Regions from separate parts of the Homo sapiens genome. Here region 1 is linked to region 2. A link is a contact called in ENCODE Hi-C or POLR2A ChIA-PET data. All regions are on one chromosome and are shown on one strand. Each heading gives the region's core, a stretch centred on a gene start or an enhancer-like site at or near the end of the contact. The rest is flanking DNA. Distances are from core to core; before and after follow the strand shown. Region 1 overlaps DAAM1 (dishevelled associated activator of morphogenesis 1). Region 2 overlaps DAAM1 (dishevelled associated activator of morphogenesis 1).

Region 1 (6,930 bases), core at 2,320-4,819, 40 kb before region 2:
AATGGTGGTTGCTGACATGAGTTGACTGATTTCCACTGTGGGATATCAGAGGTTGGACCTCTGACAGCAGCCATTTGAACATATATTGCCATTTATTTTATAAGGTTAGAAAGAAGGTTTAATGCTGAGATTAGCTAATGCATGTGAACAGCCTACTTTTGAACTTTAACTGGTATGTGTGTACATTTACATAAACAATCATCCATATCTACAACCAAACAGGTGACCAGAGAAAAATAACATCCATTTACAGAAGTTTCGAAACAAAAGACTCAGAGTGTTGTGGCAACTGAGAGATGGGTAGAGTAAAAGAACCAATGGGGTGGGGAAGAGTGTTAATATCATTTATAAAGAATGAGAAGAGGATAGAAAATGAGAGACTGTGTACCTGTCTTGTATATGAATGTGAATGCATTTTGGAAGAGGAAACAACCTGAGATAGAGAGGAGTGAGGTGAAGCTGAGGGAGCTAAGAGGTGGTGGTTATTAACCAACAAAAATTTCTCTTCCAAGGGAACACAAAATGTGAAATAGCAGAAATCATAAAAATAAATGTCTTACTGAAAAAAAAAAAAACCTCTTGTAATGAGACTGTGAATTAAAATGCATCTCTTTTAGCGAGTTCTGCTGGAGATTTATACAGGTAGTATCCTGTCCTCCAAGGCTGTATCTCAGATGAGCATATTACAACATAGAGGTAATTTAGGCACATGGCTTTAGTAACACCTGATTGCACATTTGATGCTGCCCCTGGTTTTCATCATCTACTCTTTTCTGGTTCCCAGAGATAAGTACTTCAAGCCAGTTTCAACCAAGAGAAAACTGTCAAAGTATTTGCTGGTCTTATACCATTCAGAGCCTTCAAGGTCTTGCTAACCTAAAGGCAACATAGGCCAGTCAGACAAAAAGGGTGTGTTCAGATTAATCACAGTCTTGGAAATGAAAATACACCTATGTCATGCAAAACAATGGAATCTGGAAAGTAATTATCTACTACTTTATTTCCTGCACCACGAAGTTTGGATCTCACTCCTGCTATTTCCCGTACAGAATAATAACTGAAAGTATCACACTGAAGCCCAGCCCGGTCAAACAACACTCAGTGCACAAGGGGGAAACTTACCAGGTCTTTAGCTTCTGCTAGAAGGTCTTCAACATCAGAGAAGCTGAAGCTGGCTACTGTGATGAACTGGCTGACAACAGACACAAACTTATCTCCGGGCTGTGGGGGCTGAGACTTCTGATATTCCAGCTCCTTAAACACAGGAAATGAATAATGTCAATGCAGGCTTCAAATACAGACATGAGACACACCTCGTCTCATATTTCACATGCCTTAAATTTAATAAATCAGAATGGCAAACACATCAAAACTTGTTCTAAAACATTTTGTTATACTCTAGTGCCCCTGCCCTTCCTCCCACCATGCCAAAGCCATGCCCATGTGCACACGCATATTTGCAAATAGCAATTTACCAACAATCTAAGTACTTGATCTATGTGATTTCTCTTTCAGGCTTTAGAAAGCAAGCAGATTTGCATTTGGATAAAATTAATAGAAGTTAAACAAATAATGGGGGCAAACTGAATTTTAAGGGTTTGTGAGTGAAAACAAGAGACTCTGCTTGTCAATATTCCATGCTTAGAATTGTGGTGCCTTGATTTTTTTCTTTCCCTCTCAGCCAAGTCTATTTACTTCTTAAACTGTGGGATATGGGTAGTAGAATTTTGGCTGTAGCATTTGGCACCATAATGTACCATTTTTCTCTTGTCCATACCATATTGGTTTTTGTGAACAGGCCTGTAGGGGAATTAGTCTCTTGTTAATTATCCATATTTCCATTATCACAGCAATGAACGCAGATGATTCAAATCTAATGTTAATGGTTAATTTAATCATTGCCAGATGCACATTCTTATTTAAAGTTCACAACATCCCTATGAGTGAGGGATCACTATTCCCATTATACAAACATATAAATTAAGGTTTGGAGGGCTATATTACTTGCCCTGAAGTAGTGCTGACCAGTGACAGAGCCAGAATTTGAACTCAGGCCTGCCTGACTCCAGAGTCTTGGTAATAACTATGTTGTATACCAATTGACTTAAACTGGATTCTCCCTTATTTTCTTGCATTGGCAGAGATCTTCACAAGCAGGAGCGTAGTCATCACAGTTTATCAGTTCTGACTCAGCTCTACCACTGATTTGGTTCTTAACCATGGCATGTTGCTCTGGGCCTCAGTTTATTGATTTTTTTTTTTTTTTTTGTAAGAGGGCAACATCCACATCATCACTACACTCAAATGAAATAACGGAAGTGAAAACTCATCAATTATGGAGCTGGCACTGATTGGAAGAAATTGCCATGATTCCAGTACTTTAGCTTGGAAAGTGAGTGTATCTGTGTTCAGTGTGGGGACGGGAAAGGCATTTGAAAGTGTTTCATTAATGTATAATTTCATAAATATTCATCTTTGATACCTTCAAACAATATAATTAATTTGTGTAAAGCACAATTAGAACACATATATATTTGGCCAGGCGAAGCTCTGCCCCCACTATTTTCTTACAATACTACGTCACCTCCAAGGGTAGGGGAGGCTTCTATAGCCCCTCTCCTATAAAAAGTGTGATGCAGTGTATATGACCCAAGGGATAGAGTGATTTCAGCAAAACTATCCTTTAATAAAGCAACAACACAAAATTTCCCCAGAAGCCTCCACCCCAGGCCTTGCTCTGACCTGGCTCAGAAGCAGGGGTCAGAGCCAGGCTTTAGGGCCATCATAATGACCATGGACCCTCTGGGGCTGGGAGAAAAAGTTCAATCAGTAGAATTTTTTTTTTAATACTGCCCCCTACTCCCTACATTAAAAAAAAAAAAAAAGGAAAAAAACCTCACATGCTCCTTAATTTATTGAAAAAAAAATTAGACATTGTGACTTTAATTTTTATTAGAGGTATGTCTTTAATTAATTCAACTACTTTCTATGGCAGTTTTGTGATTCAAAAACGAAAAGAAGGGAGAGTCCTCACAGCATTACTGATAAATGATCTGAAGGATACTTATGAGAGGCACCTTTCCAAGCTGCCTGCAAATCCGTCTCCTTCACCCAGAGCAGGCCCAAGCTATGGCTGCTTTGAGCACAGACACCAGGGACGCTACTCTGCCAGCCTGTTCTCATCCCTGCCCCCTCTCTCGCTGGCAGCTGCATCTGCAGAGTACCCGCAGGGCACTGTGCCAACAGGCACGTTTCATCCTACCAGGTCCAGTCTGCCAGCCTGACTGGTTTTCCTTCCTCAGAGGCCTGGGCCCAGGTTGTCTTGTATGCCTGGGATAACCTCCCTCTATGCACCTAAGTTTACCCTACCCTCTTAAGCCATAGCTCAAACAACTTCTTTTCCAAAAGAGAAGCTTCCTCCAATAGGGGCCAATTGTTCCTCATGCCTCCAAAGCACCCTCAACCCGCTGCTTCCTTAAGGCACCTCCGTAATCACTCTGCTTATCTGGATGCGGCCAGGCTGAGGGAAGTGGCTGCTCCGATTATTGCAACACCTGGAGGACAAGGATTCTGAGTCATCGTGACCCTCAGCTAGAGCATGTACTACACTGTCTGCTTAGTAAATACTCCCCAAAGGACCAAGTCAAAAACAACTGAGAAGTTCTACAGAGAAGTTCTACTGCTCTACCGAAAGTGAACACCATATATTAGCAGCACTTGGAAACTGAGAGCGTCCCTGAAGATCATCTAGCCCAGCCCACTCATCCTGATGAATCCTGCCTTACAGATAAATTGGTGGCACACTAGGTCCAGTTTCCAGTTCCTGCTGCAGTGACTTATCCACGACCCCTGCTGCCTGCAATCAAGTTGCCAGGCTGAACATAACCTGCCTTTGCTTCTTGTGGTGGTGGTTCTTATTTTTTAATCAATAAATGTTTATCCCGGGCATACCACATGCCAACACAACCCATCTGCTGAAAACCACCAGCACTAGAGATAGTGAAGAGACCAGGAATTAGAACAACAACAAAAAAATACTCACTGTCTCTACTGCTTTCAAGCCACTTCTCAAGGTACTTATTTCTTTGTCCAGCTCAGTCATGCTGTTGTAAATAGCAATGTTTTAGCAATCAACATGTGACTTACACATATTAAATATAAGATGGGTTTAAATATTTCACGCTTGGAAGTCCATCCTATTTTAATTTAAATGTTTAAAATTCCCTTCCATGCTCAGATCTCAAAGAAAGACAACAGTATTTTAAACTCATGAAATGTAGGTATAAAATTATGTTTGTTTTCTGTAGCCAGCAGGTATATTTTACAGGTTAAAAATAGAATAGAAATATCTTCCATCTGTACAAAAATATTTTATGTTTCAAACTCAAAAAAATCTCACTTCAGCAAATTACTTCATGTAGAAATAAATCTCTTGCCATACTTGGCTCCCTTTGAAAACAGAAAGAAAACAAGTTCATCTGCAATCATGTTCACATTGTACTCTGTATAATCAGTGTTCTGCTTTTCACTAAGGCCCCAATAATATGACTATTACAAGGTAATGGCTTAAGTTGCAATCAAAAATGATTTTTCTTAAAGTTGTATTAACTAGTTTTTATTTTCATCTTTTTTTTAATAGAGAAAGGTTCTTGGGCTTCTCCCATACACAACACTTTCTATTTCATGGCTTTTAAACATTAGAGATTGAAACTTAATTCTCCCAGATAATTTACAACATATAAAGAAACTCACCAATACTTCATTTAATTTCATGCCTTATTTAGTATATTTCCACCAGATTCCATGAACAGAGGGAAAAAATGAGCCTGCTCATTATACTTTTCAAATTCACTGCAAAAAGATGCAGTTTATGTTTTAAAAAAAGAGCCAAAAGAGGGAGGGAAAAACAGCAAGGAAAATTGCCTGCTTCTCAGTCTCTGAAACGTGGTGTGAAGTTTGTGGTAAAAGTTTGGCAACTTTCCATTTTATTTTTAGTTTCTTCATTTGCATAAAGAATGCTTCCCATTAAAGAGCCGCCTTGGTTTCTGGGAGTATGTGTGCATATGTGAAAATTATTGCAATGTTCTGACACTTAGGTCTTCTATTTGCTTAGCCATGCATCTTTATTTAACTAAGGTGCTCCTACCTGTATTTAAAACACCTGCCCTTTAAAAGTATGAAAGTTAAAAATTGCATGCAGTATTCCAAAGAAGCTAGAACAAACATATATTCAAAACCTTGTAATACATTTGAGTGACTTGGATGAGATTCAAACTTTATTTCATACAATGATCAGGGGAAAACAAATAGAAGGACTGACTTCATGCAGTGCAAACTACCTCAATGGCTAACACACAATCCAAGTGATTTAAGAAACTAACACTCACTGTAAGTACTTACTTTACTTTCGCAGCTTGAGGAATATCTCGCAATTCTTCATTTAGATTGAGAACACTGGGGTACTTATTTTCCACAATAGTGATGAGATAGTGCAAAAGGGTAATGTTTCTACAATTGAAGAAGGGAAGAGTATTAAACATTCAAATTATTTTCATTTAAACTACATAAATATATGAATAGTTAATATCTGCATATGATTTATATGCTCAAATGGTAGAACCCACAATAATGCTATATTACCTGCATTAACTTCAAAATTTGGAGGATCATGTAAGGCAGGGATTCTCAAGAGACAGGAATAATGGGAGAGCCTCCATGGGGATTGCATAGATATATGTCAAAAAGCACACAATTTCTAAAAAGAGGATAAGAATTACATTTGTGGCCCATAATGAGCATCTTTCAAAATCTGGGTAATGTGATGGGTGATCTAAGTGAATCTGAACCACTGCCAGTGGAGACAAGCTCAAGTTTACCTTCCCAGTGGATCCACCCTAAAATGGGGTGTGCCCTGCAGGTTTATAACTAGTAGGCTTGGGTGGAGTGGAGTGGGGTGGGGTGGAGAGTGAGGGATGTTTATTCCACCGAAAAGGGCAGCTATTCTTAAGTCTAAAGTACAGAGCAGCAACTCACTGATGACAATTATTGATACTTTTTTTTTTTTTTTTGAGATGGGGTCTGTTGCCCAGGCTGGAGTGCAGTGGTGCAATCTCAGCTCACTGCAACCTCCGCCTCCTGGGTTCAAGTGATTATCCTGCCTCAGCCTCCCGAGTAGCTGGGATTACAGGCGCCAGCCACCATGCCCGGCTAATTTTCATGTTTTCAGTAGAGACAGGGTTTCACCATGTTGGTCAGGATGGTCCCCAACTCCTGACCTCAGGTGATCCACCCGCCTCGGCCTCCCAAAGTGCTGGGATTATAGGTGTGAGCCACCGTGTCTGGCCTACTGATAGTTTTTAATAAGGTTTCACCCAAAGGGTGGTCAGAAAGTTAGAAAGCCCCCTTTCTCTGGGCTGAACCTGGAAGTGGGCCATAACTGCCACCATGTGATATCCTAGCAGCCCTGAATCCACTTCCTAATTTAGCAACACTTCAGCTCCTAACTGCATAACTCTTAGTAGTTAAAACAGTTGGTTGTGCCAGCTCCCTCTCTGGTGGTGACAGGGCTGAACTCTGACTGACCTGGATGGAAAAGGCCAGCAAGTAGGATAACAGTATCTATTAGGCAACACTGTGTTGGTCTGATCCCATTGTCACTGACTGCTACGCATTACAATCACCTGGACTCCAGATGCCTGGGCTAACCCCAGAGATTCATTTAATTGGAATGAGGTGGAGTCAGGCATGGGCATTCTTTAAAACTCCCTGTTGATTTTATCAAGCAACCAGGATCAAGAACTACTTATCTGTTGAAGTTAGAATTAGGAGGGTAAAAATACATTCCTTTAAAAAACATTTCCATAATTTAGGCAGTTTGCTAATTCACAATGCTAAACCCCAGTATTCCAACTCACCTCTAACCAAAATGAA
Region 2 (7,136 bases), core at 2,420-4,919:
TCAGGGTAAAGGAAATAGAAAATGATGGCAGATGAGGTGAATAATGTACACACAGTGGTTAGAACAGGTCTCTCTCCAGGGAACTAGGGAACCAACAATTTGGACATCTGTGAAAGATCTTTTGAAGCTGAGGAAACAGCAAGCGCAAAGGCACTGATGCAAGAGTGTTCACAGAATATCAAGAAGAAGAGCATGTTGGAGTATATGAATATACAGGAGAGGAGAGCCGTGGTAGAGAAAAGCTCTGAAAGCAAGTTGGGATAGCTTAGACTCAGTGAAATGATAGCAAACGATGAAATGAACAGGTAGTGGAAATTAACATTCACAGAATGCCTATCAAAGGGGCTAAGTAATTCCATAGGTTTTATAGTCAATTTTTACATCATTCCTGGAAAATCACTGTCATTATCATCATCACCACCAGCACTATCTTTTGCAGTTATAAAAACAGCAAAATTCAGAAAAATTGAGTAACTTCACCAGGATACACAGGAATAAGAGGCAGGACTAGGATAGGATATGAATTCAGGTCTAATGCTAAAACCCACATTAAGTTCTCTACATAATGTGCTGCTTCCCTCATCAACAAAGTCTTACTATGAAAACATCATTAGCTGAACTAACATTCTGATACAAGCTCTTTATGTTACAGACAGGGCACAAGTAACCACAGGCCAGCACTTGATGAGGTATTGCATTACACAGATGGGAAACACAGAAACTTTCTCACATCATAATAGTCTGACTTACCTATCTAATGTTGAATTTTCGTGTTCCCTTAATTTATCTATTACAGGTTGAATTCCTAACATCAGAAATTCATAGCGAAGATGAAGTCTAAAGTCCAAACTCTCCTGAAAGTAAAATGGCAATAAAATACATATTTGTGGTTTTTAGACTACATAATAATCACTTTTTATAAATTATTATTTACTAATATATTTTTAATTTGTAGAAGGTTCTTACCACTCCTGCACCTTGGCTGAGCACTGCATTAATGAAGGACATGATGGCAGTCTTGAGACTCACTTCATCTCGATACCGCCCAGTGCTTTTATCCAAGTCGTTAATTAATGTCTATCAAAAATAGAAAAACAAAGGACTGAAACGTTACTAACCTTATGCTCATTTTATGAATTTTTTTATACTCAAAAGTTAACTTTTTTTTTTTTTCAGACGGAGTCTTGCTCTGTTGCCCAGGCTGGAGTGCGGTGGCATGATCTCAGCTCACGGCAACCTCCACCTCCCGGGTTCACGCCATTCTCTTGCCTCAGCCTCCCGAGTAGCTGGGACTACAGGCGCCCACCATCACACCCAGCTAATTTTTTGTATTTTTAGTAGAGACGGGGTTTCACTGTGTTAGCCAGGACAGTCTCGATCTCCTGACCTTGCGATCCGCCTGCCTCAGCCTCCCAAAGTGCTGGGATTAGAGGTGTGAGCCACCAAAAAGTTAACTTTTAAAATCTTACGTTTAGACAGGATTACACTGACCCATAGAAAGCCACCCTTTTTCTCCTTAAGAACAGTCCTAAAAACTCTAATTTCAAAATTCTTACATCATACATACATGTATACAAAAGCCTTTGCTTCATTATCTCTGCTTGCTTTTTACATCCAAGTAATATAGTGAAATATGAAAAATTATTAATATTGATCCTAATTCAAGAATGGCAAGCTGTAAAATTTTCAGGGAACACCCAGTTTGGTGGGTTCAAAAGATGTGTGCTATATGACATATAGGATGCAAGACCACATTTTCAAGTTCTGCAAATCTAAAGGCCCAGATTCATCAACTATTGAAAGTATACTCTATTCTCTGGTTCTTAAACCTAAGAAGAAGGGAATGTTTAAAGTCACACTGTGAGTAATCACCACAAGAGGACATCTCAAGTAACATTCCCCTTTCAGGGACAGGAAAAGCACGTGTTTGAGCAGACTTTAAAGAAGGGGTGAGTGAAGAAGGCTGAGCGAACACCCACCTGAAAGCGGGTCCTTTCGCTGGCATACTTCTGGTAGTGCAGCATGGCCTGCAGAACCTTCTTGTGGCCCCCGGGAACCAGGCACACGGCGCCCAAGATTTCCAGCACGGCCACCTTCGTTTTAATGTTCTCTGTGCTCAGACTCTGAGCAATTACATTAATACTCTCAGAATGAGCCAGGACGTGAGCCCGGCCTTGAGAGTTGTTCATTAACGCCTTTATACAGCCAATGAGAGAAGTATGTATTCGAGACTCTGAGGTCTCGTAGTCCATGGTCTTTAGAAAGTTGAGGATACATGATAGGCCATCCAAGTCGATGAATCTGGTTACAAACCTGTCATGAAGAGAAATGCACCATGCTTAAGTGCCTTTGGGTTTTATAATAGCCCCTAACAGAAAAGTCTAGAGGGCAGGGGAAAGAAAGATTTAGTTCCTAAAGTGCCAAAAGGCTTACATTGATGAAGTCTTTTTAATTCTTTGCCTCTTCCTTGGCACAGACCCAATAGTCAGTTCTAACCAAAAGTGTGAAAAAAAACCCCTCCATTTGTGATAAACATATCTCAATGGGTACAAAGAACCAAACAACAGATCATATATTCATAAAAAATTAGAAGCAAGAGAATACTCGGAATACATATCTTGTCTTAGATTAAAACCATCTGCTGTTCCTGTGTTATTTAGCATACAGTTCCCATGCCCCCACCCCAATCCTTTTTTTTTTTTTCTTTAAGAGAGACAGGGTCTTGCTCTGTCATAGCTCACTGCAGCCTTGAACTCTTGGGCTCAAGTGATCCTTCCACCCCAGCCTCCCAAGTAGCCGGGACTACAGGTGCGTGCCACCATTCCCAGTCAATTTTTTCTTTTTAACTTTTTTTTTTAAGAGGTGGAGACTTGCTATGTTGCCCAGACTGGTCTTGAACTTGTGGCCTCAAGCAAACCTCCTGTCTCAGCCTCCCAAGTAGCTGGGATAGTGAGTGACCATGTCTGGCCCATGCGCTTTTATATGTTGATTGCTGACGCACTTTTAAGTGCTGATCACTGACCCAAACACCCTATCAATGAAAGTCAAAAGCTTCCTTAAATTCCAGGATATTTGCTTGTTGAACAAATGATAATCTACATCCCTAAGGTTTTGTGACAAAATTCTTCTCTTATATGACATGCTACATGGAATCTCAATATTCCATGTACACTGAATACAATAATAAAGCAATACTTTATTGTTGCATACTAACGTTATTAATATTTCTTACACTTAAGTTAATCAATGAGACTAACTCACAATGCACATGTACATATTAAAGCCACCGAAAAGTTCAGAAGTAACATAACCTGTTTATGTGATAAATTTTCCAAACTTATTTAGGCTTGGATATCGATTAACATCTGAGAGTGCAGAACATATTGAGAGAAATGCTGATACAGTTAGGATAGTCTAGATCTCTGTCATATAACTACACAGTATTTTTCATGAGTCAGACTTTTCTTAGTTTGCATTTTATAGTCAAATAAAGAAAGGGAATCTTTATTTTCTAGGCTTTTCACCCAACCACATGACCCAGATGTAGCCAAGCTCGTTAAACCAGTTGGCTTCATTCATAGCACCTGTGCTCATGTAATGTACTTATAAGAACCTCAGCATCTCAGCAAATCCTAGAGGCATTAAAGGAATGAAAGTGCAGGAGGCACAACATAGAAGCTGATTATCAGAGAGGAAATGAATCACTGTTGCCAGAAAGTGTACCCATCTTTAAAGAAAAGTAATACTTGTATTGAGAAATAATTCACATGCCATAAAATTCACCCTTTTAAAGTGTACAATTCAGTAGCTTTTAGTATATTCACAGAGCTGTGTGACCAACAACACTAGCTAATTTTAGAACAGTTTAATCACCCAAAGAGAACATTTTCCCCACTTCCTCAGCTCCTGGCAACCACTAATCTACTTTCTGTTTCTATGGATTGGCCTATTCTGGGAATTTCTTATAAATAGAATCATACAGTGTGTGGTCTCCTTTGTTACTGGCTTCTCCCACTTAGCATATTTCAAGGTCATTTCATGTTGTAGCATGTATCAGTACTTCATTCCTTTTTTTTGTAGCCAAATTATATTCCATTATGTGGATATATAACATTTCATTTATCCATTCATCAGCTGATCAATATACGGGTTATTTTCACTTCTTGGCTATCATGAATAATGCCGATATGAACATCTGCATACATGTTTTTGGGAGACATGTCTTCATTTCCCTTGGCTACATTCCGAGGAGCAGAATTATTGAGTCATATGGCAACACTATATTTAACATTCTGAGAAACTGTTAAAACCCTTTTCCAAAGTGGCTTCACAATTTTACATTCCTAGCAGCAATGAATGAGGGTCCCAATTTTTCTACATTCTTGTCTACTAACTTACCATTGTTAAAGTCTCTCTCTGTTTTGTTTTTTTTTAGCCATCCTAGTGGCTGCCTACATACCTTTTCACAGAAGAAAATAACTTTATTAAATGTTAATGATTAAAGTATGTTATGGTTTAATTTTATGGTTTTAACTTAAGACTTCCTAGAAGGTTTGACTATTGCAAAAAAAGGAAGGAAGGAGAGAAAAAAAAAAAACATGCCATCCAGGGGAAAATTACCTCATTGGTTTTGTCCTCAGTGCTGTCTTTAAACTCTCTATAGTTTTACTTCTTTCTTCTTCTTCTTCCTTCTCTAAAGCCAGCAGAGATTTTCTCTATGCAAAGAAAACAGAAGTTACTTCTTCAAATTCTATTTTTTAATTACAGTACAAACAAGACAAACCTACAGATTATTTGTCACTATCACTTTAAATATAAACAACAAATCTATGATTAAGTAAGTTAAGTCTTTCAAATTTTAAATAAAGCCTTAGGGAAAAGTTTAGAAATCTTCGTAGAGATGACGTTGCCCAAATGCTTGTATAACTATTCTATAATTACACTTTGATGTAGATACTACTACTTGTATTTGATAGAAATAAGACTGAACCTGTAGTTGAATACAACATTCTGGCAATTAAAGATAATAATACCATCACATTATCAAAAACAGGAGGTGGGCAGCAGTCCTCCTATGCTACCATTCCTATTCCTCAGCCAAAAAGTGTAATCAAGACCAAAGGGATTTTGTTACATCTAATTATTTTTTAAGAGGAAAAATTAATTTGGAGCTATTACTAGGATAGACAATTCCTTCAGAGTAAATGCGTAACTTCTAGAAATTATTCAACATCATTTAGAAATCAGGATATGGAGTGAGTGTGTGTGTGTGTGTGTGTGTGTTTCTACCCAGGGATCTGCTAGAGCAGTGCTTCTCAAACTTTAATATGGATATGAAAATCACCTGAGGATAGTGTTAAACTATGGAGCCTGGTTTGGTATGTCTGGGGTGAGGTCTGAGATGTTGCATTCCTGACAAATTTCTAGGCAATGCTGATGCCGCAGAAGCAAGGTTCCATGTAAGATTGCAGTTGTTATTATAAAATTGAGAATGCCAGTAAGGTGTCTAGACCTTTCCATTCCCTTTCACTCTGTGATCACCTGGTTGCACTAAAGTACCCCAAGTCTTATGACTCCAGGATCCTCCATCCATGGAGCTCCTGGTCCCTTTTCTTCATCCTATTCTGAACACACGCTTGTCTAGTTTAATCTTTTTACCTATTACAAATTCTGATAGAAATGCTTGGCTGAGAAACAGATTGGGGTGACTGTATTGAAAAAGAAAAGCTTGACTCATATCCATGGGTCTCAATGACCCAGTCTCAGCCTTTCTTTCAGGACCATAACTCATCAAGAGTGACAATCAATAGTATCAGCATTAAGTAACTAATGTTAACTAAAAGCTAAATATGATTTCATAATGAGAAGGGTAAAGATCAAAGCAAAATAAATATAATACATCAGTATCATTTATGGCAACTGAAATAAAACCCAGTAGTTTTTTCGGTCTTTAAAATCTTGTTATTGTTTCTGCAAAGTTGTCCTCTTGCTGGTGATGCTCACAGACAGCTGTCACCAGGGGATGGTGAGTAAGGAAGCTGGGTGCAGAGACAGCCAATGAATTCTCCCAAAGCTCCCTGAGACCCATCCCCTGGAAAACTCACACAAATCCAGCCAAGAACGTTTAATCTCCAATGACATAGCTGAACTCGTTTGGACTCTTATGCAATCACTTTGAATCTGTAGCTCAGAATCCAGCCTTTTATGAAGATCATTCCTTGTTCCTAAGCTTAATGACACAAAACTATCCCCAAATTAATGACTACACATTTTACTGCGGGTCACTAGTACAAATAAAACTGCATGTATTTATCCTTTTAAAAATCCTGGAGAGGGTGGCACATTTGAATAGCAGCAGTCTATATTAAGTTTCTCCATACTAGAGTTGGGAGATTTATGAAATGTCAAAGAAAATTAAGTTGGAAATTCCTTTCCCAATACTGTGTAAGGAACATAACCTTTCAAAACAGAAAAGACTACAACATTTTCTATGTGTGATTTTTCAGATTTGGTTCTGAGATTATATTTATCGTGCTGAGATAACTGAGGATATGTAGCTGAACTTGATGTTCTAAATGTGACTTTTCAAAATAAAATAATTTCTACAAAGTTTAAAGCTTTCAAGCCTCACATTTAGGAAGAAGGTTTAATTTGCAACTTTTAGTAGATAAGGGAGATGCCTAGATTTCTGAAGATGATTACTATGCCAAATATCTAGTATGCACAGGCCTTGTGGAGGCTTCTTTGAATGCTCTATGCACTTACTAAATACCTGCTCACATGAGAAGCAGGCAAAGGACAAAGCGCATCCTTGCAGAGGGTCTTTCTGTCAAAGCTGCTAAGGTGTACATTGGAACACGCGGGTCTGACAGAGAGGCACAAATGTGGCCCAGAGGTCATTCCTGCTGGGAGTCTGGAACTTAGCTCCCGTTTGAATCGTTTCTTTGGTGGGAAATCAATAAGCCAGTCCACTAAGCATACTGAACTTCACCTCACAGTCTTCCTCCTTGAGAAAGCATGGAGAAACCACATATAAAGAAAGCCCAGGTCCTTCTAGATGTTAGGCCACACTCTTTATTATACTATTTTTCACTCTTTAAAAGCCAACAGATCACTCAGGGGTCCTTTAAAGAACA

The links. A loop is a pair of places that touch in the nucleus more often than their neighbours do. ChIA-PET counts read pairs that join two places held with the same protein, here RNA polymerase II (POLR2A). Pooled maps may share reads with other maps.
Region 1: a loop to region 2 is called in a map of mammary epithelial cell, with 2.1 times the contacts of the local background. The contact joins two enhancer-like sites. A Hi-C loop is called at or near these places in 10 of 168 maps with a recorded cell type or tissue (MCF 10A, PC-3, Right ventricle myocardium inferior and 6 more), 1 of 37 single-sample maps with no recorded cell type and 8 of 50 pooled maps. POLR2A ChIA-PET finds 5 or more read pairs at or near these places in 7 of 52 experiments (HCT116, HEK293, MCF 10A and 4 more).

Annotation. Positions count from the first base shown.
Region 1 is chr14:59,357,975-59,364,904 of GRCh38, reverse strand. It overlaps DAAM1 (dishevelled associated activator of morphogenesis 1), which reads right to left. Exons shown (of 25, transcript NM_001270520.2): 21 at 5,401-5,508; 22 at 4,043-4,103; 23 at 1,123-1,254. Among named protein-coding and RNA genes, the nearest start is that of GPR135, 100 kb to the left of the region's middle. Within about 2 kb of position 3,569, at least 26 of the 41 ENCODE cell types and tissues checked have a DNase peak (open chromatin) inside an H3K27ac peak, as active enhancers do; they include PC-9 and mammary epithelial cell, where a contact is called at or near this core.
Region 2 is chr14:59,318,069-59,325,204 of GRCh38, reverse strand. DAAM1 (dishevelled associated activator of morphogenesis 1) reads right to left here. Exons shown (of 25, transcript NM_001270520.2): 5 at 4,621-4,715; 6 at 1,980-2,313; 7 at 967-1,077; 8 at 751-854. Among named protein-coding and RNA genes, the nearest start is that of DAAM1, 130 kb to the right of the region's middle. Within about 2 kb of position 3,669, at least 4 of the 41 ENCODE cell types and tissues checked have a DNase peak (open chromatin) inside an H3K27ac peak, as active enhancers do; they include PC-9 and mammary epithelial cell, where a contact is called at or near this core.